Linked DNA regions of Homo sapiens: region 2 is linked to region 1. Evidence: chromatin loops called from intact Hi-C (ENCODE). Cell type or tissue: CD14-positive monocyte. All regions are shown on one strand. Links, peaks and the distances in the headings refer to the core of each region. The heading gives the core; the rest is flanking DNA. Region 1 overlaps SGMS2 (sphingomyelin synthase 2). Region 2 has its middle 37 kb from the start of PAPSS1.

The links. Peaks named below come from ENCODE experiments on the same cell type or tissue, not always from the same donor. Only the 100,000 strongest peaks of a DNase experiment are listed, where the experiment ranks them.
Region 2: it touches region 1 in a loop (6-fold over the local background); 109 of 110 quality-filtered maps call a loop at or near these places.

Annotation. Positions count from the first base shown.
Region 1 is chr4:107,907,855-107,920,400 of GRCh38, forward strand. SGMS2 (sphingomyelin synthase 2) reads left to right here. Exons shown (of 7, transcript NM_001375905.1): 6 at 711-877; 7 at 2,496-7,193. The coding sequence ends at 2,699. The region is part of intron 1 of CYP2U1-AS1 (CYP2U1 and SGMS2 antisense RNA 1); the gene reads right to left. LOC107986298 (a long non-coding RNA gene) reads right to left here. Exons shown (of 2, transcript XR_001741784.2): 2 at 1-2,695. Among named protein-coding and RNA genes, the nearest start is that of CYP2U1, 17 kb to the right of the region's middle. In CD14-positive monocyte, for the core only: CTCF peaks have their summits at 5,668 (motif pointing left) and 5,872; a DNase peak (open chromatin) is centred at 5,607; H3K27ac peaks cover 480 bases.
Region 2 is chr4:107,751,334-107,763,879 of GRCh38, forward strand. No RefSeq gene overlaps it. Among named protein-coding and RNA genes, the nearest start is that of PAPSS1, 37 kb to the left of the region's middle. In CD14-positive monocyte, for the core only: CTCF peaks have their summits at 6,715 (motif pointing right) and 6,916; a DNase peak (open chromatin) is centred at 6,138; H3K4me3 peaks cover 848 bases; H3K27ac peaks cover 2,255 bases.

The sequences.
Region 1 (12,546 bases), core at 2,359-10,358:
GAGGACCATCATGTTTAAACCAGTGAGTGCCACAGTTGTCTCTTACAGCTAGTAAGTAGAATGAACTTTTAAGTGGCTTTACCAGGAAGGCTGAGTCCATAAGTGAATGGTTAGGAACCCTAACCTTTACAGAGGGAATGTTTTATAGTTTCTATTGGCAATAACAGTGTAAAATTGCTGAGAATCAAAATATTGCTAGCCACAATGCCATTCCTTCTGACCCCCTTACCCTACACATACCCCTGGAGAAATAATATAAATTTAAAACCTGAAATTACTCCTGCTTTCCCATTTCCCCCCTTATTTTCATAGACCACCACCTTTTCTTTTGATCCCTACTATCTTTCTTTCCAGTGGGAAAGTGGCTCCTTTATGTGAGCCAGTATGCAGCAATTCCAGCAAACCTAATAAGAAACAATTCTGTTCTTTCTTACTAAACAGCTTATTCACGTGGGTAAGGCCTAGAATGTCTAGTGTTACCAGCTTCCCCAGTGAATGACTATTACGCCCGCTGCCAGGGAGCCCCTCTGCCTCCCTCCTACCTGAGCAGATCCTGGGCAGTTCATAGTGACTCAGTTTAGGTTATCAGTTTTATCCTTCTGGTGACTTCCTGATCCTGGGTTATTCTACTTAAGGTCGTTAGGACAGACTGTAATCATTACATTCATCTCTGGGAATCTTATTAACTCTGTAATTTTTCTACTGTCCAGATTCGCCTCGTCACTTCTGGTGGTATCATTTAATCTGCTGGCTGCTGAGTGCTGCCGGGATCATCTGCATTCTTGTAGCACACGAACACTACACTATCGATGTGATCATTGCTTATTATATCACAACACGACTGTTTTGGTGGTACCATTCAATGGCCAATGAAAAGGTGAGAGCAGTGAAGATGCTTGGATAATTTCTTTTCTTTGAATGCAGTGGACCCTTTTCATGTCGTGGGGTTTTAGATAGCCTAATGGGGATAACCGATGTTGCCACATTCACTTAAACATATATCCATTACTGCTTTTTAAAATAAAGCAAAGAACTTCACAAATATAAATGCCATTTATGGATAAAAATGCCATAAAGTTATGGAGCACAGTGCATTGCTAATTCAGGTAACTTAAACTAGAATGAAAAAATATATGTACTAAATTAAAATTTAGGAACCTTCTCTGTAAAAGCATTGTAGTGCAGCTGGGTAAGACATAATCCTGCCTTCAACTTAAATTAATTTTAAGGAGAAGGTAACAGCTATTTTTTTTAATTTTTTTTTTTTTTGAGACAGAGTCTTGTTCTATTGCCCAAGCTGGAGTACAGTGGTGCAATCTTGGCTTACTGCAACCTCCACCTTCCAAGTTCAAGCGATTCTTGTGCCTCAGCCTCCCAAATAGCTGGGATTACAGGTGCACGACACCACGCCTGGCTAATTTTTATTTTGTATTTTTAGTAGAGACAGGGTTTCACCATGTTGGCCAGGCTGGCCTTGAACTCCTGACCTCAGGTGATCCTCCCACCTCGGCCTCCCAAAGTGCCAGGATTATAGGCGTGAACCACCGTGCCCAGCCGATAGCAGCTATTGTTTAAAATCACACAAAATAAATAGCTTATGAATGACTGGATTTGGTATATCCTCTGGTGATAATGGTGCTCTCTGGCTTCCCTTCTGATTCTTCCTCATTTGCTACTGCTGCTTCCTTGTTTCCAGATGCCTTTTCTTTCTTCTCCCATTGAAACTTAAAGAGCTAGCTCAAATGCCACCTCTTCCAGGAAGCTGTCTCTAACTCTTGCTCTCTTCCTCTGGTCCGAAGGCAGAATTATTCCTCCCAGTCTCTCTTTTCTCCTAGTCTTGGTATGTGTCCTTGGTGTAATAGAGTTGGTCTGTGTACCATGACTTACTTATCTTTGAATAGACTTGCCATATTGTCAATTTGGAGAATTTGTGAGCAATTGAAATATTACATTTCCAAAGGATCTACGTCCAACTCTTGGTGTCCACTAATAAATGCTCTTTCTTTGGATTACTTTATTTCTCTTTGTAGCTCTGTTTCCTATTTTGTAGTCTCCCATTTCCATCTTCCTTCTTACACTTCCATCTAGTTGACTACTGACACCACTGAACCAAAATTTTCATCTTTCCTCTTAAATGTGTTCAACTTCTGAGCTCTTCTTTCACTCTTTGACTTGCTTGGCCCCTAGATTTGATCACTCACACATCCTGAAAATTATTCCTCCTGAATAATTCTGAAATCCATTCCCAGAGTCTCCATTCTTACTGGAATTGCAGGCAGAAGAAATTGCATGAGCCACAAAGGAAAGAAAGACACCTAGGTGTGTTAGGGGAGCGGAGTCATGGTAGAGTTAGGGAAAGGACATGAAAATCATTACTGCCATGTGATTCTGAATTCTGTTTTCCCTAGGTTACAGTGAATGACAATTTAAGAAAATAATTGGGATGCAAATTGAGAAAGATATGTCTCATTTAAATTTTTTTCTACCATTTACAGAACTTGAAGGTCTCTTCACAGACTAATTTCTTATCTCGAGCATGGTGGTTCCCCATCTTTTATTTTTTTGAGAAAAATGTACAAGGCTCAATTCCTTGCTGCTTCTCCTGGCCGCTGTCTTGGCCTCCTGGCTGCTTCAAATCATCATGCAAAAAGTATTCACGGGTTCAGAAGATTGGTGAAGACAATGAGAAATCGACCTGAGGAGCAAAACAAAGGCATCAGCTCTTACACCAAAAGAGTTAACGCTGTAACCAAAGGTATAGTTTTGTTTTTTATTTTAGGAGAACTGACTGGTAAATGAAGAAATGGACCAAATTTTGTGTAAACGATTAGAAAGATGAACAAAGTATTGCCCTTTGACTGGTTTTCTTCTTCATCCTGAGAAAGATACATTCTCTTGCAGCTCTTCATTCATTGGTGACAAGCCCCCACCCCGGGACTTTACTAATGAGCTTGTTAAAGAGGTGCCAAAGAACATATTCCTCCTTTCTTTATTCTTTCTCCACCAAAACCCTCTACTTCAGAATTTTTTCAGGATATTTTTCAGCCCAAGGTCAGAAGAATGTGTTAATATTTTAAATAAAATATCTGGACATCTACAGCCACTGTGTAAATAGAACTGCCTAATGTTGAGAGTGGTTTTTAGCATTAGGTTTAGCAAGGGGGAGATCCGTGGGTTGTGCGTCAGCTTTGGGTGAATTTTGTTTCTACCCTGTCACGGGGAAAGTTCGGGTTGAGTCCAGGAGTGCACACTGCTGCTGCCACCCAATGCGCTACATATCACTTTTTTTTGTTTTGTTTTGTTTTGTTTTTAAAAGATCATTTTATCTTAAAAAGGAAAGCTGATCCAAGTAAACACGAAAGTATTTGACACACCCCACAGATTTTACATGTGTGTAAATGTTTCACTTTAAAATCTCTATGACAGATACACAGGAAACATGAGATGGTTTCTGCTAATGAGTGGCCCTTGAGTACACACTTAGATGCTGTCTGCCCTGTAAATTTGGATCTGGTGCCCCAGGGCAGTCAACTCTTCTAGCACAGGCTGAAAACACGTGTGTGTCAACTGAGGTTCACACCACTTGGGGAATGAGCCTGTTTTCTTTCCAGGTCAGGCCCTGGTGTGAGATCAATTTTAGGGCTCCTAATTGGAGCACAGAAATGTATTTGGTCAAATTTCATTGAAGGTGATTTCTTCCTTTTTCTGTTGTACTTTATGGAAAAACCAAGATGGAACCTGAAAGTTAATGTATCCTTGCTTTTAGCAAGAGACTCAGTTTCTTATAACTAGTCCTAAGGACATATGCCGCAATTGAGTAATTTTACTTTTACCCTATGAAAATAACATGGTGCTGCACTATAATATACTCTCGGAATCAGTGTGTTAGTTACAGCTATACAGTGAAGGGGGATAACTGTTTCTAAATTTCTTTAAGGTGATGCCAAAAAATGGATTAAAAAATCTGATCAGATTTAATGTTACCAGATTTAGTGCATTATTTAATGCTATTGGATCTTTTGGATAATTCTTGGCTTAATTTCTTAGCTACTTGAAGGTTAATTTGCAAGACTTTTAAAACCTTAGAAAAGTTTTAAGGTTGCAAAGTTATCAACACTGGGGCAGAGGGTGGAGAGGCCAATGCGGGTAGAAGGAGGCAGTTATGTTTATATTGAAGGTGAAATTTTTCTTTCATTTAGAATGGAAAACATCCCCAAATGTATCATTATAAACTAGTCAGCCTTGACTACACAAAATTGACCTTTAAGTTGCTTGAGAAAAACACAATGCAAATCGTTCAGAAGGGTCAACATCCTTTGGTGCTAAAATCTTGTGTATGTTTTCAGAATGGCTTTTTCTGTATGTTATAGAATAATCACTAAAGGAAAGGTAGTTGAATTTAAAGTCATGAAGCAAGACTCTTTAATTCAGTTATTTTAAACAAGAATTAAAACCCCAAACATCCTTGGCAGGCTTTGAAGCACACAGAATTTTCTAGTATTTCTTATTAAATACACCAATAATAAACATATACTTAGTTTACCTGATGAGTTTAGACATAATTCTATATAATGTTCGCTTATATTCATTTATTAACTAGCAACACTTGTGCAAGAACAAGGTATTCTGCTTGAAAACACTGATTTTTAAGTTCCTGTTGCCCGATTGTAAAGAAAATCATCTGACACAGAAGCCTGGATTTTGCTCTCCTAACACTGGTGTTTTCCTTGAGCCTCTAATTCAAATAAAACAAACTGATACACCTTACAGCCTTATTCATCTGTGTCTGGATAACTCACTTTTCATCTATTGAATAAGAAAAAGTGTTTAAACTTAATAAAATAAAAAATTGTGCACCAATTACTACAGATCCTTGAAACAGTAAGCCTTGGATTTTAGTCAAGTAATCCAGTTTTTTTTTAATTTAAAAAAAACCATCACCTTTTAAAGAACTTTAAAAACACCTGTGATGCCAATGTGGACATTGCCGCTGCCATGTCTTTACACGCATGTGTCGTATAGCTCTGTCATCGAGTTGAGGAAGTCCATGGTTTGCAAATAAGGGTGGGGGAATCAAAATTTCAAGATGGAAAAATAAAACAAATAGTAAAACCCATTTACATGTAGGAAAGAAAAGTTGAGCTTCAACCCAATGTGCCACTTTGATATAAAACAAGTATGATATATATATAAACTGAAGATATAAAACAAGTATGATCTTGCCTTTGAAATCATAAATGTTTGGGGTACCTGTTCTTTGCCAGTTAAGATACATATCTTATTATCTTTGTTTTTTTCAAGTCTATGCTCCTGTTTGAAGCTTTTCCTGTAATTTAGGTTGTCTGTGAAATACCTATAACATATAATTCCTATAGAGTATGCCACATTTTTTTTCTAACTCATTTCAAATGAAATTCTCTCAGATTCTAGTTTTTGAGCTTGTCCACTAGATCTGAAAATAAAGCATCCTTTCCTGAGTCCACTTGAACTAATTGTGAATTTGTTACTTAATTTACTGGCATCTTGGGAAACAAGTTTTGCTGTGGCAGGAAGGCTGTTTTGAGAGTGAGCGTTGAGTCTACTCTGGTTTGTGGATGACATTGCATTAGGGTTATTTCCTGTATTACCAGTGCCCCCTTGTGGCAATATACTTTATGACTTGGAATGCAAACACCACTTTTAAAAGCCTGTTTTCAAGTTTTTGAAAGGCATTTGTTTTCTGTTGTTTGCCAATAATCTGAAAGTATCATGTGAAAGGAATTATTTTAAAAGCATTTTAAACCTTTCCCAAAGGTAAAATGTGCTCAGATTATAGGCACTTGTAATTCTAACCTTGTATCCATTTGATCAAAGAAAATTTGTAGAACATTTTTACCTCTCATGATCACAATCATTAGTGTCTCCCTTTATAACGACCTATGTTTTGTTTACTTTGAAACACCAAATTTGTTGTCTTGGTTTTTTTTACATGACAGAACTCATGCAGTTTCTTTTTTAGTTGAAAGTTCACATCTTGCCCCTTGAATAGTTTGAACATTTCTTTCTTAATTCTTTTTTGTTTTTGTTTTGCACTGTAAAACTGATGAAAACTTTAAGCCAATCTTAATGCACTAGCCTCTGTAGTGTAAGGAAGTGTGAGAAGGAGTTTCTTAATGAGTTTACACGTTTAAATCAAGCATATTATAAGTTATATGCCATGTGTTGAAGGCTTTTCTATTTATATATATAAAGATTTTTAGTATTTGTTTTTAGTGTCCTTGTGTTGCAATAATTTAACTCCTTTGACTCAGTTGCTGAAAATATTTCTTCTATTAAGAAGTGCTCTTGACTTCAACACCCAAACACTGAAAATCATGTCAATGTTACCCAAAGATAAGTTTTTATACAGATACACACCTTATAAGTTCTGATTTATTTTCTTACTCATTATGCTGTGTTCTAAATAAATCATGAATGAGAAGAGTGCTTTATTGTGAAATTATTTAAAACTGTCCTTTAAAAGAAAAAGAGGAAACGATGAACAAAAACTAATCTAATTGCCAAGTTAGAATTCATTATTTAATTTACCTCCTATGCAATGATTAATGCTGCAAAATGTATGGTTATGTTACCGTATATTCACAAAAGAAATATTATTACAAGGTTTCAGAGGTAGCCAATTGCATTCTTTTGGAAATTTACTGTACTGTTTCAATGTGTTAAGTGCCTTGTTGTAAAGTAAAATTTTAAGTCTAGATTCATTATTTTCCTGACATATATTTTTCATTATGATATCTACTGTATGCTATTGTGATAGTTTTATGAAATGCTTACATTTTAATCAAATATGTAAATTTCAGAAGCTCTTTTTTCCTACCCACCAGTACCTTAATCATTGGTTTATCACATTGGATTCAAATTCAGGTTCCTTTTTTGATAAAGAGGAAATTTGTTTTCCATGCTTGTGATTTTGTGTTTGTAAACATTTCAGGAGGAATTTAGGAGTGTAACTATAGTTTATACTTCTATAATGTTGTCTTACATTTACATTTTTAAGTGCCTAATTGTTAAAACTGATTTATGTTTCTCTTCTAAAGAGGATATGTGTACTTGGTTTCTAATCTCTTTGGTTTTGCTTTTTAAAAAATGCAAGAGCCTATACTTTGTATTTACCTAATAAACCACAGTGACATCAACAGTCTTTTCAAAATTAATATTACTGTTTCTTTCCATTTACAAAATGTGTCATTTTTAAAAGAGTTCTAGTTTTAGAGTACTTGTTAAAACCGCAAGAGGGATATTTTCTTCAAGCACTATTTTTAAAATAAAGTAATAACTTTCAATTAGTGGATTTAAGGTGAAAAATAATTCAGAACAATACAAGGTCATTCATGGAGAAGAAAATAATCACACATTCCATGATTCTGATTTTCATTGTTCACAAGAGGACAAAGTCACTCATGAAAAGCAGACCCCTTTCTGTCACTAGGTCTCCTTATGCCTTCACAAGACAGAAGCCTAAGGTAATATCCTCAACTGGAGTTTGCTAGACATTGCAACAGCAAGGTGCGGTAAGTAGGTTTTGAATCTGCTGATGACAAATGCCCCTCCTCCAAGATAAATTTTGTAAAAGCAATTCATTGGGGTGAAGTGAATAGGATAAGATAATAAGGTTCAAAGAGTAAGTTACAGGAGATAGTCCAGGCTTTATCCTTAGATTATCTAGAAATGATGGAGCATAGATCAGAATAGTTTTTCTGCCACCTCCACCCAGACCTTGGATGAAAAGCTCATCACAGTGACGTTCCCATCATCCTGTGGAAACACTGGCATGCTGATTTTGCTGGCCATATAGCTTCAAAGTCTGCCCTTATCTAGAATGCATCGTGCAAGAAACTAACGTGAACTCTTGTTCATCGTGCAAGGGACTAACAGGAACTTTTACTAAGGGGCTAATTCATTCTGGGTTCCATTTGTTTTCTTCATACAAAAGCTCTTGAGTGTGCCTCCTACGAGAGGATAAAACTCTCTGGGCATTTTTGAAAGTACTGAGGATAGTGAAGTTTTTTAAAGTAGTACTCTGTCTCTTACTCCAATAAGGAATCAATAGGCACTTTACAACTGCAGTTAAAGTGGCATTTTCAATCACACTAATCATGGGCAAGTTTCCTAAGTAATTAAAACCACTTTAAAACAAAAAAGAATGGTGATCATTCATGCTTGGTTTGAGATCTCTACCTCACAGCTGTTGATTTTAGAATTAGAATGTAGTGGTGTGTCCAAACAAGTTTTGCCACCAGGATTAGATGCTAGTCTCACTAGAAAGTGAATTTAAATTCGCTTACTTCAACCCCCATCTCATCCCCACCACATTTAAAGATAGAAAAGTATCTATATGATCTATATGTCTACTTAACGACAGACTCAGCTTCAAGTCTGTAAGGTTTTTTGATTGCAGGTCATTACAGTCTTGACCCTGCGTAATGCCTTCAGTCTCTCCAGATGATCATGCTATTAAGAGGTCGCCACAACTTTTGATAATATTCATCTTCCCTGATATTTTGAATCTCCTGCTGAGACACAGGAAGACAGGAAACTAGACTATGTTCACCAACCATTTGAGTGATTCTGTGTGCCATACACTAGAGCTGCTGATACATAAAATTCCTGACATTTAAGTGGAAATGTCTGCACTATAAGACTCGCCCATAACTCCTAAGTCACATCATAAGAATTTCAATTGCATAAAATATATGCAAGTCTTAGGAAATGTTTGTAAGTTTTAGGAAATGTTGGTCAGGGCCTTCATAGCCAGCTAGATGTTTCAGAAGTGGAAGTGAATTGCTTTTCTGGATGCATTGTCACTGAATTTTACCATTCTTTTCTATTTAATATTTTAGCAAAATTGCACAATAGACATCAAATTTTATCTCATCCAAAGGTTGGGAGAGGTCATATTTTATCTCATCCAAAGGTTGGGAGAGGTCATGTTTTATCTCATCCAAAGGTTGGGAGAGGTAATGTGCCATGGGCTCTGAGCATCCATCCAGCACATTTTTTGCTGGGCATGCTGAGTGCAAGGCCCTAACTCCTGTTACCCAGGCCATTTCTCAGGATTGTATTTGCAGTAAGCAATGTTAAGTAATGAGGTAGCATATCACCCTAAATAAAGAGAAGTCTTTTTTTCTGTTTACTGTAAAGCAGTAAAAATGCGAAGCTCAGTGGTCCTCAGTTGAGGTGAAAACCCACTGCATATGTAACATCTGTCTTCACCTCTCCAAGTCATCCCCATGGGATTTGAGAGACAAGGGAGCCAAAGGGACCATGCTGACACTTTGGATACTGCTATGCTATGTGTAGTGAAGTCCTTTGTCTCTGACTCAGGAGTCTTGTGTCTTCTAGCATCCAATGAAACAGGAACAGGCTAACTTGTGGGCTTGTAAGTAAAGTCATAGATGCTTCACGAATTGACATGTAAATTTTATTTTCTTCTAATAAATAAGAATATCAGAAGCATAATACTGTATTAAGTTAGGATAGTAATGGATTATGTATTACTGTGTGTGTATATAGATATATGTATATAATGCACATTTAATCCATATGTGGCACCCGTAATCAAACATAGCATTTTACAGTTAACGCTTGGCATACATTTTTTAATCTAAGTTAGGATAGTAATGGATTATGTATTACTATGTGTATGTATATAGATATATATATATATAAAATGCACATTTAATCCATATGTGGCACCTGTAATCAAACATAGCATTTTACAGTTAACGCTTGGCATACATTCTTTAATCTTCACAAAACCCTGTGAAGTAAGCAAGGCAAGAGAAGGTGACCCCATTTTATGACATGAAAGGGTTCATAAATGTTAGAGCTAGAACTTGAGTTTTGTTTTTGTGGGCTGTAGCTTGCTGCCTCCCTGTCGTAATTACTATGGTCACCATCACAGTTAGGGTTTTGTTAGGAAATTAGTTTCAGAAGCAAACTGTCCTTGGGACAGGTTCTTTGTCACATGCTACAGATTTTTCTTAAAATTACAATTTACTAATTTCAAAGGGGAGAAAAGTTGGCTCCTAGTGCAAAATGGCCTTGAAGGCAAAAGAACTCCTCAAGAATCCTCGAGTGTCTGAACCCACAAGTTTGTTAGAATAAAGCAAACTCACTGTCAATGAGTTTTAATGTCATATGTCTCAGATTATGTTTCCAAAGCCCCCACTCTGCCTGCCTTTCCCACATTGTGCACACTAATCAGATACATGAATTGTTTAGCCGTAATCTCTCCAGAAACTTCCAGAAAAGTGAATGATGAATTGCTAGTGTGGAAATGTCTTTTTTCTAATAAAAAGAGAAGATTTCATTCACTAATCTATGGCACCCTTGACCATGGGATTAAGAGTGATCCTGTTATCCCAGTCCCAAGTATTAAGTTGGTGCAAAAGTAATTGCGGTTTTTGCCATTGCTTTTAATTTCAAAAAACACGATTACTTTTGCACCAATCTAATAACTCCAGCTGATCCAGCACAGTGACACAATATGTTTAGTACCATCCTGTACCACCAACAAAATTACTGTATTTCACCAGTAACTAGTGAGTTGATTTTTTAATAACCTGCCTATATATTGGAGAGAATATCAGAGTTTGGGCAGTTCTCAGAGGATTTTGAGATTAAATTATATCAGAATTCAGTTCAAAAACAAATAATTGTTCAATATTGTTTTGTATAGCAGCCTTTACAAAAGAAGTGGTGACAAGTCTTCTCCTGGAGCTATATAAAATGAAATTGCCCAAACTGAAAAAAATTGCAAATATGTGGGAATTAACCAACACACTTAACTGGTGGAGCAAAGAAGAAATTGCAAGGGAAATTTGATAATACCTTGAGACAAATAACAAAAATGCAGCATACCAAAACTATGGGATGCAGCAAAACCAGCACTGAATGAAATGTATACCTACAAATGCATATGTTTTAGAAAAGAATAATGTAACTTTAGATCTTAAGGTACTTGAAAAAGAAGACGAAATAAAATTCAAAGTTAGCAGGAGGAAGGAAATAATAAAGACTAAAACAGAGATAAATAGAGAATAGAAAAATAATAGAAAAATCAATGAAATGAAAAGTTGGTTCTTTGAAAAGAGCAGCAGACTTGACAAACCTTTAGCTAGATTGCCTAAGAAAAGAAGGCTCAAATTACTAAAATCAGAAATGAAAGTGGAGATATTACCACTGATTATACAGAAATAGGATTATAAGAGTACAATGAACAAATGTACAAAAAACCTACCAGTACCGAATCATGAAGCAATAGAAAATCTAAACAGACCTCTAATTAGCAGGGAGGTAGAATGAGTAATCAGAAACTTTTCAACAAAGAAAACCCTGAACTGTGGCTTTGTTGGTGAATTCTACTATGCATTTAAGGAAAAAAGTAGCCAGACGTGGTGGCTCACGCCTTTAATCCCAGCTCTTTGGGAGGTTAAGGTGGATGGATCACTTGAGCCCAGGAGTTTGAAACTAGCCTGGGCAACATTAACAAAACCCCATCTTTATCAAACAAACAAACAAAATAGCTGGGCATGGTGACACATGCCTGTGGTCCCAGATACTTGGGCACAAAATAGGAGGACTGCTTGAGCCTGGAAGGTTAAGGCTGCAATGAGCTGTGATCACACCAATGCACTCCAGCCTGGGCAAAAGAGCGAGATCCTTTCTCAAAAAAGAAATAAAGAATTAACATCAATACTTCTTAGACTTTTCCAGAAAGAAGAAAGAACACTTCCTAATTCAGCCTGTGAAGCCAGTTATCACCAATACCAAAGCCAGACAAAAACACTACAAAAAAAAACAAAACTTAAGACTAATATACCTTATAAACATTGGCACAAAAATCTTCAACAAACTACTAGCCAACTGAATTCAGCAGCATATTAAAAGGGATATATAACAAGACCAAAAGAGATTTATTCCTGAAATGCAAGGATGGTTTAACATGAAAATCAATCAACATAATACATTAACAGAATGAAGAGTGAAAAGTACATGATCATTTCAATTGATGCAGAAAAAGCATTTTACAAAATTCAACATTCTTGCATGATAAAACTAAACATACTAGGAATAAAAAGAAGTTGCTTCAACATAAGGAAGTTATCATGAAAAAGCCAGCTAACCTTATGTTCAGTGGTGACTGAAAGCTTTTCCTCTAAAAGGGAAATGTCAAGAATGATCAGGAACAAGTGAAGAATGCCCAGTTCTCCACCTCCATTCAACATAGTATTGGAAGTTCTTGCCAGAGCAATTAAGCAAGAAAAAGAAATAAGAGGAATTGAAATTGGAAAGGAAGAAGTAAAATTAACTATTTGCATATGACATGATCTTATATGTTAAAAATTCAACAGAAAAACTTTAGATTTCAAATCATGAGTCTGAATGAAAAGTTAAAAATTAAAAAGTTAAAAATGAAAAATTTTAAATTGTTATATCTAATGAATGAATTCAGCAAATTTGCAGACAAAAACACACAATCGTTTGTATGCACTAACAATGAAC
Region 2 (12,546 bases), core at 1,994-9,993, 160 kb before region 1:
ATGTTGGCTTCAATTCTTCAGTTTTGACCTTTTGATCTGTCTTTCATCTGACAATTCCAGGACAAATGCTGGAGTATAACACATATTTAATGGAAGTATTATAATTCAGGCAGACTGGCATCTCTCTGGTTCCTATAAGAATTTATTTCTATCAAGCAACAGTAGTACTCTATGTTACCTCATTGGTTAGCATACAGTGCCTAGTGTTAACTTTCCTTTACCTTCTAATCATAAATTAGATTCTACTATGCTAATCTTAAGAGCAACCGTTGTATTAAAGGAAACAGATCACTATAATTCAATCTAAATTTACTTAGAAGTAATTATTTCATTAAAGGTACTATACCTGAATAGATCAAGAAACTGCTCTCTAGTTGTGTTTCTGCATAAATAATAAACTGACTGAGACATGAAAGAGTACCCTGAAGAAACTATAGATATGAGTACGGTGACTCACTGGTTTGAAGAACAGAAAGTTTCTCTGTGATGCTCCACAATGTTTTCCTTTCTTCTAGTTTTTTTTACGTTAACTTTGTGATTTGTTGGACATAATGTGTGTATACAATCTGCCCTCTGCAAACTGGAAAGTTACAAAAGCCCTTGGTGTAAATATTTAGCCTTAATCCAAAGGCTTGGGAACTGGGAGAGCTGACAGTGAAACTCCCAATCAAGTTTGAAAGCCTGAAAACCAGGATAGACCATTAGTGTAAGTTCTGAGTCTGGAGGCCCAATAACTGGAAGCTCTGATGTCCAAAGGCAGGACAAGATGAATCCACTAGCTCAAGAAGAGAGAGTGAGGACAGGCACAGTGGCTCACATCTGTAATTCCAGCACTTTGGGAGGCCAAGGTGGGAGGGTTGCTTGAGGCCAGGAGTTCAAGACCAATATAGCAAGACCTCGAGCTCTACAAAAAATAAAATTAGCTGGATGTGGTGGCATATGCCTATGGTCCCAGCTACTCAGGAGGCTGAGGCAGGAAGATCACTACAGGTTGAAGCTGTGGTGAGCCATGATCATGCCACTGCCTTCCAACCTGAGAGAGAGAGGGAGACCTGACCTTCTCTGGGGGGAAAAGAAGAAGTAGAGAGAGAGGGAGTGAATTAATCCTTCCTCCATCTTTTTGTTTTACTGAGCTCTGTAAGGATTAGACAATGCCCACCCACATGGGTGAAGGTGTGTCTTCTTTTTCCCAGTCCACCAATTCAAATGCTAATCTCTTCCAGAAACTTCCTCACAGACACACTGAGAAATAATGTCTTACCAGCTATGTGGGCATCTCTTAGCCTGGTCAAGTTGACAGTAAAATTAACCATGACAGGAGTAAACCTAGATAAAGCAAAAACTACAGAAAAACATATGCAAATATGTTTTACCTCTCATCAAATCCTAAAAAAATGATATTTTATCTAAAGAGAAAGAACCCAAGATGGATAAAATCTTTGATATGTTAATTCCATTTTTACTTTGTGTCTATGCATGGAGGAGTATGGGGGTATAGGTATACACAATACATACTTATGTACATACTTGTATAAAAATAAGACCAAGTTATTTTTTCACTTGGACATCAAGGTAGAGATACTATAGATGTCTGTTAAAACAGAATTTGGGGGGAAAATCTGCACTGATTACTCTTTAACCAATCAAACTAGTCAGGACTCCTTTGGTCACAAGTGAGTGAAACAATTCAAATGCAATTAAGACGAAAGTGTCTTTATAGGCATAAAGAACTGAAAAGTTTAGATGTAGTACAAACTTCTAACACAGCTGGTTTGAATGCTCAGAAGACATGAGGATTGTTTCTATGAATCCCTCAGCTCTCCGTCCATCTGTGTCAGCTTTACTCTGGAAAAAGTTTTTAATGAGGAATATCAGTTTGGCCCGCAGCTGTTCCAGGCTGCCATCCTAGACTAAAAACTTCAGCAGAAAGACAGGAACCAGAGAGATGCAGGTCTGTCATGCTAGGAGGTGTCCAGGGACTGCATCTTATCTTTCTGTCCTTGACAATAAACCCACCTATTCTAGAACTTATCACAAGGCTGGGGTGAGGGCAGTGTATGGAATGTTCTGACTGGCCAGACTAAGCCACAGGTCTTCTGGAACTTGGGGAGGGGCTGCACAGTAGGAGATGTTATTCCCACACAAATGATAAGAAAAGATGGAAAATGGAATAATTCACTAAGGAAAGTTGGAAGTTCTTCTACCAATATTGGGAGGGATAAATACTTGACAAATAGCACCTTCATATTAACCTGCTTAATTTCTTTCTTAGAAGGGTATACAATAGGATGGGGTGGGAAGATTCAGTTATTTGTACTTGATAGTTATTTGAATTCTAGAGAAGGGAGAGTTTATTCAGTTAAAAAAAAAGTAGATTCAAGAAAAGTTTAAGGACTGTGGAAAAGATAACTAGCTCTCAGGGACAGTAGCAAAGAGCAACTGGCCAAAAAATCATACTACTGAAGTTTTACAGTTGATTTCCTTTGCCTTTTCTGACCTAGCATCACCTTTTGAGCACCCTTTCCACATCTAGGCAACTTTCTGCCTTTTAATCCACCTCCACATGGTAGAAGCCAGAAAGCTCACTTTGCCACACTCACTTGCGGCGAAGCTACAGGCATATAACCTAGGCTACCCCAATCACACACACCCATGTGAGACATCATCCCAGAAATGAGCTACATGGCAAGGCAGGAGCTGAAGGAAATCCACATTTTGGCATAGGTAGCTGCTGAGATGTCATCTCTCAAGGTCAGAATGACAGAATTCCTGATGTTTCATATCCAGAGTGAGTGGTGTATGCTTTAGTGTCCAGTTGCATCAGAGCCTTTACTGCCACAATCTCACAATGTGGTTAGAGCATTGTTTCTGACTGCATAGCCTCCAAACCCAACTCTTTAACCCTCCAAAGACTCTCTGAGCTATCTAATATTCCTTAAGAAATATCCTTTTTCTGCTTAAACTAGCAAGAATCTTAATTTGTAAACAAAGACCCTAATTGAAACAGTGACTGTATCAAATTTCTAGGGCTGCCATTACAAACTACCACAGAGTAAGTGGCTTAAACAACAGAAATTTATTTTCTCATAGGTATGGAGGCTAGAAGTTAGAGATCAAGGAGTCTTCAGGGTTGGTTTCTTCTGAGGCCCCTCTCCTTGTCCAGGTGGCCATGTTCTCCCTGTGTCCTCACATGGTTTTCCCTCTGCAGCCATCTGTGTCCAAATTTCCACTTCTTATAGGGACGCTAGTCATATTGGATTAGGACTCACTCTAATTACCTCTTTAAAAACGCTGTCTCCAAATACAGTCACATTTTGAGGTACTGGAGGATTAAGACTTCAACATATAAATCTGGCAGAGACACAGATCAGCTTGTAACAGTGACCATAACTGTACCAGAGATAACAAAGAGGACCAAGATTTGCAGAGAAGAAATTTACCGTTGCTATCAAAGAAGTTAATGTACATACTCTACAAATGAAAGAGGAGTATTAAAATATTTATATTGGAAAGACAAATTTATGTACTGAAATTTACCACAAGTATAGCATGGTGTAAAAGAGAAAACTGAGCAATCGTTAGATGAGTTTACCAGTGCAGACACTAGATCCTAATAATAAAATTGGGTCAAAATTATTTGGATAGTTGACTAAACTTTATATTGAATGTTATACAGTGACCCCAACCTAAATTCTGTACTTACTGTAGGAATAAGTATAGCCCTCCTAGATTAAGAACACGGACATTGGACAGTCTCTTGGTTTACACAAATCACAGTTTTGCCACTTACCAGCTTTGCAAGTTTTCTGTACCTCAATTTTCTCATTTGTAAAATGGGAGTAATTAACGGCATAATTTTAAAAGTCAAATATGCATTATATGCAAAACATTTATAATACCTGGCTGATAATGGTTTGGATTTGTGTCCCCACCCAAATCTCATGTTGAATTGTAATCCCCAATGTTGGAAGAGAGTCCTGGTAGGAGGTGATTGGATCATGGGGGAGGATTTCCCCCTTGCTGTTCTCATGATAGTGAGCGAGTTCTCACAATATCTGGTTGTTTAAAGGTGTGTAGCACCTCCCCCTTCACTCTCTTCCTCCTGCTCTGGCCATGTAAGATATGCCTCCTTCCTCATCACCTTCCGTCATGATTGTAAGTTTCCTGAGGCCTCCCTAGCCATGATCACTGTACAGCCTGTGGAACCATAAGCCAAATAAACCTCCTTTTTTTTTTTTTTTAAATAAATTACCCAGTCTCAGGAAGTTCTTTATAGCAATGAGAGAATGGACTAATACAGAAAATTGGTACTGGGAGTTGGGCATTGCTATAAAGATACCTCAAAATGTGGAAGTAGCTGTGGAACTTTTTAATGGGCAGAGGTTGGAACAGTTTGAAGAGCAAAGAAGAAGACAGGAAGATGAGGGAAGGTTTGGAACTTCCTAGAGACCTGTTAAAAATGCTGGTAGTGATATAAACAATGAAGTCCAGGCTGTGGTGGTCTCAGCTGGAAATGAAGAACTTATTGGGAACTGGAGCAAAGGTCACTCTTGCTATGCTTTAGCAGAGAGACTGGTGGCATTGTGCCGCTGCTCTAGGAATCTGTGGAACTTTGAACTTGAGAAAGATGATTTAGGGTTTCTGGCAGAAGAAATTTCTAATCAGCAAAGCATTCGAGATGTGGTTTGGCTGCTTCTAACAGAATGGGCTCATATATGTGAGCAAAGAGATTATCTGAAACTGAAACTTATATTTAAAAGGAAGAAGAGCGTAAGAGTCTGGAAAATTTGCAGCCTGACCATGTGCTAGAAAAGAAAAAAAAAATTTGTTTGCGGGGGAAATTCATGCCAGCTGCAGAAATTTGCATAAGTAAGGAGGAGCTGAATGTTAATAGTCAAGACAATGGGGAAAATGCCTCAAAGGCATTTCAGAGAACTTCAAGGCAGCCCCTCCCAATACAAGTCCAGAGGCCTAGGAGGGAAGAGTGATTTTGTGGGCCAGGCCCAGGACTCCATTACTCTGTGCAGCCTGAGGACTCTGCTTCTTGTATCCCCACTGCTTCAACTCTAGCCATGGCTAAAAGGGCCCCAGATATGTCTAAGGCTGCTGCTCCAGAGGGTGCAAGCCTTAAGCCTTGGCTTCCACGTGGTGTTAAGCCTGTGGTACACAGAGGGCAAGAGTTGAGGCTTAGCAGCCTCCACCTAGATTTCAGAAGATGTATGGAAACACCCGGATGTTCAGGCAGAAGTTCAGCTGCAAAGGCAGAGCCCTCGTGGAGAACCTCTACTGGGGCAGTACAGAGAGGAAATGTGGGATTTGAGCCCTCACACAGAGTCCCCACTGGGCCACTCCCTAGTGGAGCTGTGAGAAGAGGGCCACTGTCCTCCAGACCCCAAAATGGTATATCCACCAATAGCTTGCACCATGCACCTGGAAAAGCCACTGGCACTCAACGCCAGTCCATAAAACCAGCTGAGGGAGCTGTACCCTGCACAGCTACAGGGGTAGAGCTGCCTAAGGCCTTGGGAGCCCACCCTTTGCATTAGTGTGGCCTGCATGTGCAACATGGACTCAAAGGGGATTATTTTGGACCTTTGAGATATAATTACAGCCCTGCTGGGTTTCAGACTTACATGGGGCCTGTAGCCACTTTGTTTTGGCTGATTTCCCCTTTTTGGAATGGGTGTATTTACCCAATACCTGTATCCCCATTGTATCTTGGAAGTAACTAACTTGTTTTTTATTTTACAGGCTCATAGGTGGAAGGGGCTTGCCTTGTCTTGGATGAGACTTCAGACTGTGGGCTTCTGAGTTAATGCTGAAATGAGTTAAGATTTGGGGACTGTTGAGAAGGGATGATTATATTTTGCAATGAGAAAGACAATATTGGGAGGAGCCAGGGGCAGAATGATATGGTTTGGCTCTGTCACTACCCAAATCTCATGTCAAATTGCAATTCCCATGTGTCAGGGGAGGGGCCTGGTGGGAAGAGATTGGATCATGGGGGCAGATTTTCCCTTATTGTTCTTGTGATAGTGAGTGAGATCTCTCACGATATCTGCTTGTTTAAAAGCGTGTAGCTCTTCCCCCTTTGCTCTCTTCCTCCTGCTCTGGCAATGTAGGACATGCCTGCTTCCTTTTCGCTTTCCTCCATGATTCTAAGTTTCGTAAGGCCTCTCTAGCCATGCTTCCTGTACACTCTGTGCAACTGTGAGCCAATTAAACCTCTTTGCTTTATAAATTACCTAGTCTCAGGAAGTTCTTTATAGCAATGCAAGAATGGACTAATACATGGGCATTCACTAAACACTCAACAAATCGTGGTTATTACTACCTAAAACAAACTAAATTCCTTCAGAAGTTGTAAACATCCAATATATTTTATTCTTTTTAATTTCCCATCCAATACATTTCCATGACTAATTGCAGTATTTTCCTACCATTTCAAAGATTTTTCTCCCAACCTTCCCCTCATGTTCTTTATTTACCCTAAATGATCCTGGGCATTTGCTACTTTCTCATTCTAGTGCTTTCCTCATTCACAGCTGTCTTCACATGTATAGATACATAATCATTAGTAACCTCTTCCTTTCTTCCCTAAATTTTTAAAACTCTCCTCAGTTACCTCAGGAAATTCCTTCTTGATCTCTGGTTCCAATTTTAAAGAGTCAAGATCCAGTTATATTTTGAAGTAACCTTTTTATATTACACGAATTTTATGGGAATAATTCTAAAGGTGAACACTAGATGGCAACATTTTTAAATTTTGCTGTTCTAAAATCTAGTCTGATAGATGGCAAATGCTGAGAGCCTCCAAATAGGAGTATATAGTTCTTTAGTTTCTTAAACATTTTTTCCTTCTAGTTTTTAAACATCAGATAAGCTTTTAGATCTCTCCATAAAGGAACTGTATGGTGTTTAATTCTTAAAAATAAAGCATTTCTTTTTTATATCTTATATAATCCCTTTTTATATCTTATATAATCGTTCTAAAATATTTTCTAATTTTATTTTTTCCTTAAAATAACAAATCTAAGCTGTATCTATTTATTAATTGTGCCATATTCTGTTTAAGGTATTTTCAGTAGTTTAGTTCTTTGAAATAATAAGCTTTTATTTAATTTTACAGAGAGCTAGAGATGATATTTTATATAATATATATAACAGAGGTATACATACTTTTTCCTTTCCTCATGTGTTTTCTTATGGAAATTTGAGCTCAGAGACTAAAAATAACAGGTGAGAATTTCCTGTCATGAGGATGAGGAAGAGTAGGGGTGTAGTTTCTACGAAAAAGTAATTGTTTTGCAAATCTTCTAATTTTCCTTAGGAAGTGAAAATGTGAACTGGGATTTCATTCCTGGTAAAAATGTAAAATTCTTTAAATAAAAATATACCTTATTATAAAAATATATTTTACACTAAGGAGCTTTTAATACAAAACATCACTTAGGACTCCAAGACCAAAATGGACAAAGAATAGGAACGATAAAGAAGACATGCAAAAAGCTAATTACCACATGAAAAGGTTAAAAATCACTAGCAGTTTTACAAAGCAAGAATCAAATGCTCTTTTGCCTTTAAGTTTAGCAAAAATAAAAACAATGTTTGCTGTCTTCCCCTCCCCATTATCAGACTGAATATTCAAAATATTGTAGTAACAGCCTGAGTTCAAATCCCAGCTCAGAATTCTACCTATCTATCTGGACTTGGTCCAATTTTTTTACTTCTCTCCACTACAGTTTCCTAATCTGTAAAACAGGACTAGTTAGCAAAATGAGGATTAAATATGTTAATCCATGTAAAGTTTAAAAAAGGGTACCTGGGCTGGGCATGGTGGCTCACGCCTGTAATCCTAGCACTTTGGGAGGCCGAGGTGGGCATATCACAAGGTCAAGAGATCGAGACCATCACGGCCAACATGGTGAAACCCTGTCTCCACTAAAAAATACAAAAATTAGCTGGGTGTGGTGGTTGGCACCTGTAATCCCAGCTACTTGGGAGGCTGAGGCAGGAGAATCACTTGAACCTGGGAGGTGGAGGTTGCAGTGAGCCAAGATTGCGCCACTGCACTCCAGCGACAGAGCGAGACTCCGTCTTAAAAAAAGAAAAAGTACCTGGTTGGCATGATGATATTTTGAATACACTGAGTTAAAGAGAATATATTATTAATTTTGTAAGAATACCTGGCATATATGTGTTTACCTAATATATGTACCAGTTATATTAGCATTGTATAAATATTACATAGTATAAATATTATAATTTTATTCCAGTGGTGGATTGGGTATAGAATGTTTAAAAAAATAAACAACAGAACTATAAAGATAAGTAGACAAAAAAGGCTACAGAAATATTATTAGAAAAAGAAACAGAAGGATCTTCTAGAAATGTAACTGTTTAATTTTTTAATCAATAAACAGATTAAACAGGTTTTAAAGGTATTTAGAAATAAACTGAGCATCAATAATATTCACAATCATAAATAAACTTAACTCACTATTAAATGGTTGATTGTCCAGTTGTATTTAAAAAATCCAGCTAAATACTGTTTAGAATACGGGGACATAAAACATAAGGACATAGTAAAAAGTTAGTAAAAAGATATACCTGACAGATATTAACCAAAAGAAATCTTGATGGAATATTAGTATTGAAACAAGTTTATGACCAAAAATATAAAAACAAAAACAAATCACCCCAAAACATTATTAAGGAAAACTAAGTTCACCAAGAAGCTTTAATGATTTCAGTTTTGTATGTGCTTGATAAAAGAGCCTTAAAAATATAAAGCAATAATTGATAGAATTACAGGAAGAAATGGACAACTCTACCATATAATGGAAGATTTCAATATTCATTCACTCATCTTATTCAACAACTATTTTTGAGTGTCTGCAGGCTAGGGACTCTTCTACTCACTGGGAAGAAAACATAAAAATCCTTACCTTTTTGAAGCCTAGATTATAATGGAAGGAGAGAGAAAATATATACAAATACTTAAATATAGTATAACCTTATGGAAATATATCCAGGATAACATAAATTCTAAAACTATAAAATGGATGTTTCGCTCCCATCCACCACTCTATCCTACATGTAGAACAGATAGGGAGGAGGAATATTGCTTTTGTTCTGAGGTTGGGGGATGGAATAGGGTACATAATAGATAGGGCAGCCAGGCAGCAAACTAGCACAAAATCCACAGGAGAAGTGGAGTTCGAATCCCGCTTGCTCAGTAATTGCCCCATTCAATATTCCCAAACTGGGCCAACAAAATTTGCACTATCTAGCTAGGAATTTCCTGGAATCATTACTGCTTTCCTGACGTCCAGTCAACTACAGGCCCGGAATCAATCCCGTCAATATTTAGGTTGGAGTGGACAATCACCGCCGGGTGGTGCCAAACTGCTAGGACCAGGATTGATTCGCATAGTGAAGCAATATCTCCAGGACTGTGCACTCTCCTACTCATTTTATTAATTTCCCGCTGAAAAACAAGAAAAATAAATCAAAGATGAAAGGTTGGAAAGGAAGACAAAGGACTTCATTATTTTACAAATGATACAATAGTGTATACAAAAATTCCAAAGACAACCTACTAGAAGCAGTAAGTTTACCATATCATTGCTATGCAAAATTCAGCTGCATTTCTATAAAAATCTAACAAGTACTCAGTAAACATTTCTAGAGCATAACAAGCACAAAGAAAATTTAATGTAAAAAGAGATTCCATTTAAATAGCTCAAAAATAGAATACCTAAAATTAATTTAATGAATAATAATAAAGCCTGTACAGAAACGTTATGAAACGTTATTAAAATACACTCAGATCTAAATAGGCTGTGTTCATGGAAAGGAAAACTCAATTTTTTTCAAAGTCAGTTGTCCTCAAATTGATCAAGAGAGCTAATATAATCACAATCAAAATATCAATAGAAATTTTGTGAAACATGACAATTTCAACATAATTCTGAAATTTATGGAAAAGCAAGAATATCCATGGCATGCCTCAATTAAAAATGGAAACTTGGCCAACAAGATATCGAAACTAATGATGAAGCCATAATAATTCAGATAGTATTTTGGCATAGGGAAAAGCCAAATGACCAACTGAACGAAAGAGAGAACCCAGAAAGACCAAAGAATATATGGAAACTTGATATATAACAGATGGCAATGGTGATCAATGAGAAAAGTTTATACTAAAATTAAACAGATAAATTTCTATTTATAATAAATAAATAGGGAAAAAATCTTTCTACCTTAGAGTAAAATCTTATGTAGATGGAAAGATGAAGGTAGAAAATCACCATTTGGCAATCATCATAGTAATAACTGATTCAGACAAAATTGCCAACCAATGCCAAAACTAGTGGGTTGCAATTTGGTAAACAACAGAGTAGTTACATCCTCTCAAACTACTTCTACTTAAATTACTTTATTACAAAGAAGAAAAAACAGTACTATTAGAGTGAATAAACCTTGAAGACATCACCTTAACCAAGTAATCAAAGTTGACAATATCAAAATTGGGAAAAACTGATATTTTATTATTTCTGTTGTGTTGCATGGGAAAGAACACAACCTCATCTATATAGTATTCCTGATAAAAAATGGATAACCTAAATGCAATCATAACGAAACATCCCATGAAGAAAACCTACATTCAAGGACATCCTACAAAATAATTGGTCTGAACCGTTAAAAAATGTCAAGGTCAAGAAATATAAAGATAGACTTAGGAACTGTTCCAGATTAAGGGAAACAAAAGGGACATGACAACTAAATGTAATACGGGATCCTGGATTGGATCCTGTACCGGGGGAGGAGGAGATGGAAGGGTAGAACAGGGTGGCTATAAAGGATATTTTTATTAGGACTATTTTATTAGGACAACTGAAGAAATTTTAAAATAAATTATAGACTAGGTAAAGTATTACATTAGTGTTAAATTTTCTAATTTTGATAATTGAATATTCTCATTCTTAGAAAACATATGCTCAAGTATTTAGGCAATGAGATGTCATCTGCAACTTATTCTCAAATGGTTCAAACAACAAAACATGCATAAAAAGAGATAACAAGAAAGCAAATTTGGCAAGTGATAATAATTGAATCTGGTGAATGGTGTACAGGAAATTTTGCAATGTTCTTGAAACTTCCCTGTGCTTTACATTATTTTTAAAATTAAAAGCTAAACAATAGCAAGAGAATGGTAAATAAAAAACTGAAAACAGTGGTTACCTCAGAAAGTTGGGGAAGGCCGCAGAGTGAGAGAAGGGAGAAAAACATAGGTAAGTGCAACAGTGCTGGTTATATTCTAGTTTCTACATTAGAAGATGGAATTTTGAACATTCATTGTGTTATTTAGCTTTAATTATCTATGTGGTCAGCCCTCCATATTCATGGGTTCTGCATCCCTGGAGTCAACTGACTACAGATTGAAAAATATTTAAAAACATACAAACTAAAACAACAATAAAAATAACACAAATTTTTAAAACAATACAGTAAAATGACTATTTACATAGTATTTAAACTGTACTGGTTACTATAAGTAACCTAGAGATGATTTAAATTATGCAAGAGAATATGCACAGGTGAAATGCAAATACTATACCATTTTATATAAGGAACCCAAACATCCACAGATTTGGGTATCCCAGGGGATTCTGGAATCAATTCCCTGTGGATACTGAGGGCTGATTGTACATTATACATTATATCTTTGTGTATGTATCAAATATTATATTTTAAAAGAATAAAGGGAAAAAAGGATAATGAGGCATGAATCGAATATGTCTGATGAGCTGTATGAAGGCATGAGCTGTATGCCCTTGAGTATGTTTCTTTTTCTCTCTGAAGTTCTGGTTCATCACCTACAAAAAAAAAGGGAATAAAAAGATCTATTGTGTTGTTTTGTGTAAAATGTTTGGCAGCAAGTGCTCATTAGATGGTAGCTGTTGTTATTTTCTCTGATAGGGCAGAGATAAAGGCAGAATACCCACAATGATAGGCTTGATAAAAGTGATGAAGATTTGGAATGTTCTTCATCACCAATTGGTAAGGAAGTTTCCTAGGGAGTAAAACTGAGCCAGTGTTGGGAATGAAATAGATAGAGAGTCAATGAGCTTTATATATATATTTTTTTTCTCAGCTGCACTCCATAGTCTGGAAGAAAGACTTGGAAACAAAACCTCAGATACTTATATTGAAAGGTCTTGAGGAAGGTCAACAAAGCAGACGGGGCTGCAGAGAATGAGGCAAGTGCAGCTGCTCAGGGGATTCTGCCTGGGCAGCAAGCTTTCTCTTATCTGAAATGTTGGGAAAGGAGACACTATTTAGGGGAAGTCAAAGATATAAAGTGAGCTGATAATTTAGTAGGTTAACTAGAGACTGTGCATGGAAGAATGCCTAACAGAATAACAGTTTTCCAGTACAGAATACGTGAATTCATTTCTAATTTATACATGAAATAAAAAAATTCTTTTTAAATTTTGTATTTCCATAGGTTTCTGGAAAACAGGTGGTATTTGGTTACAT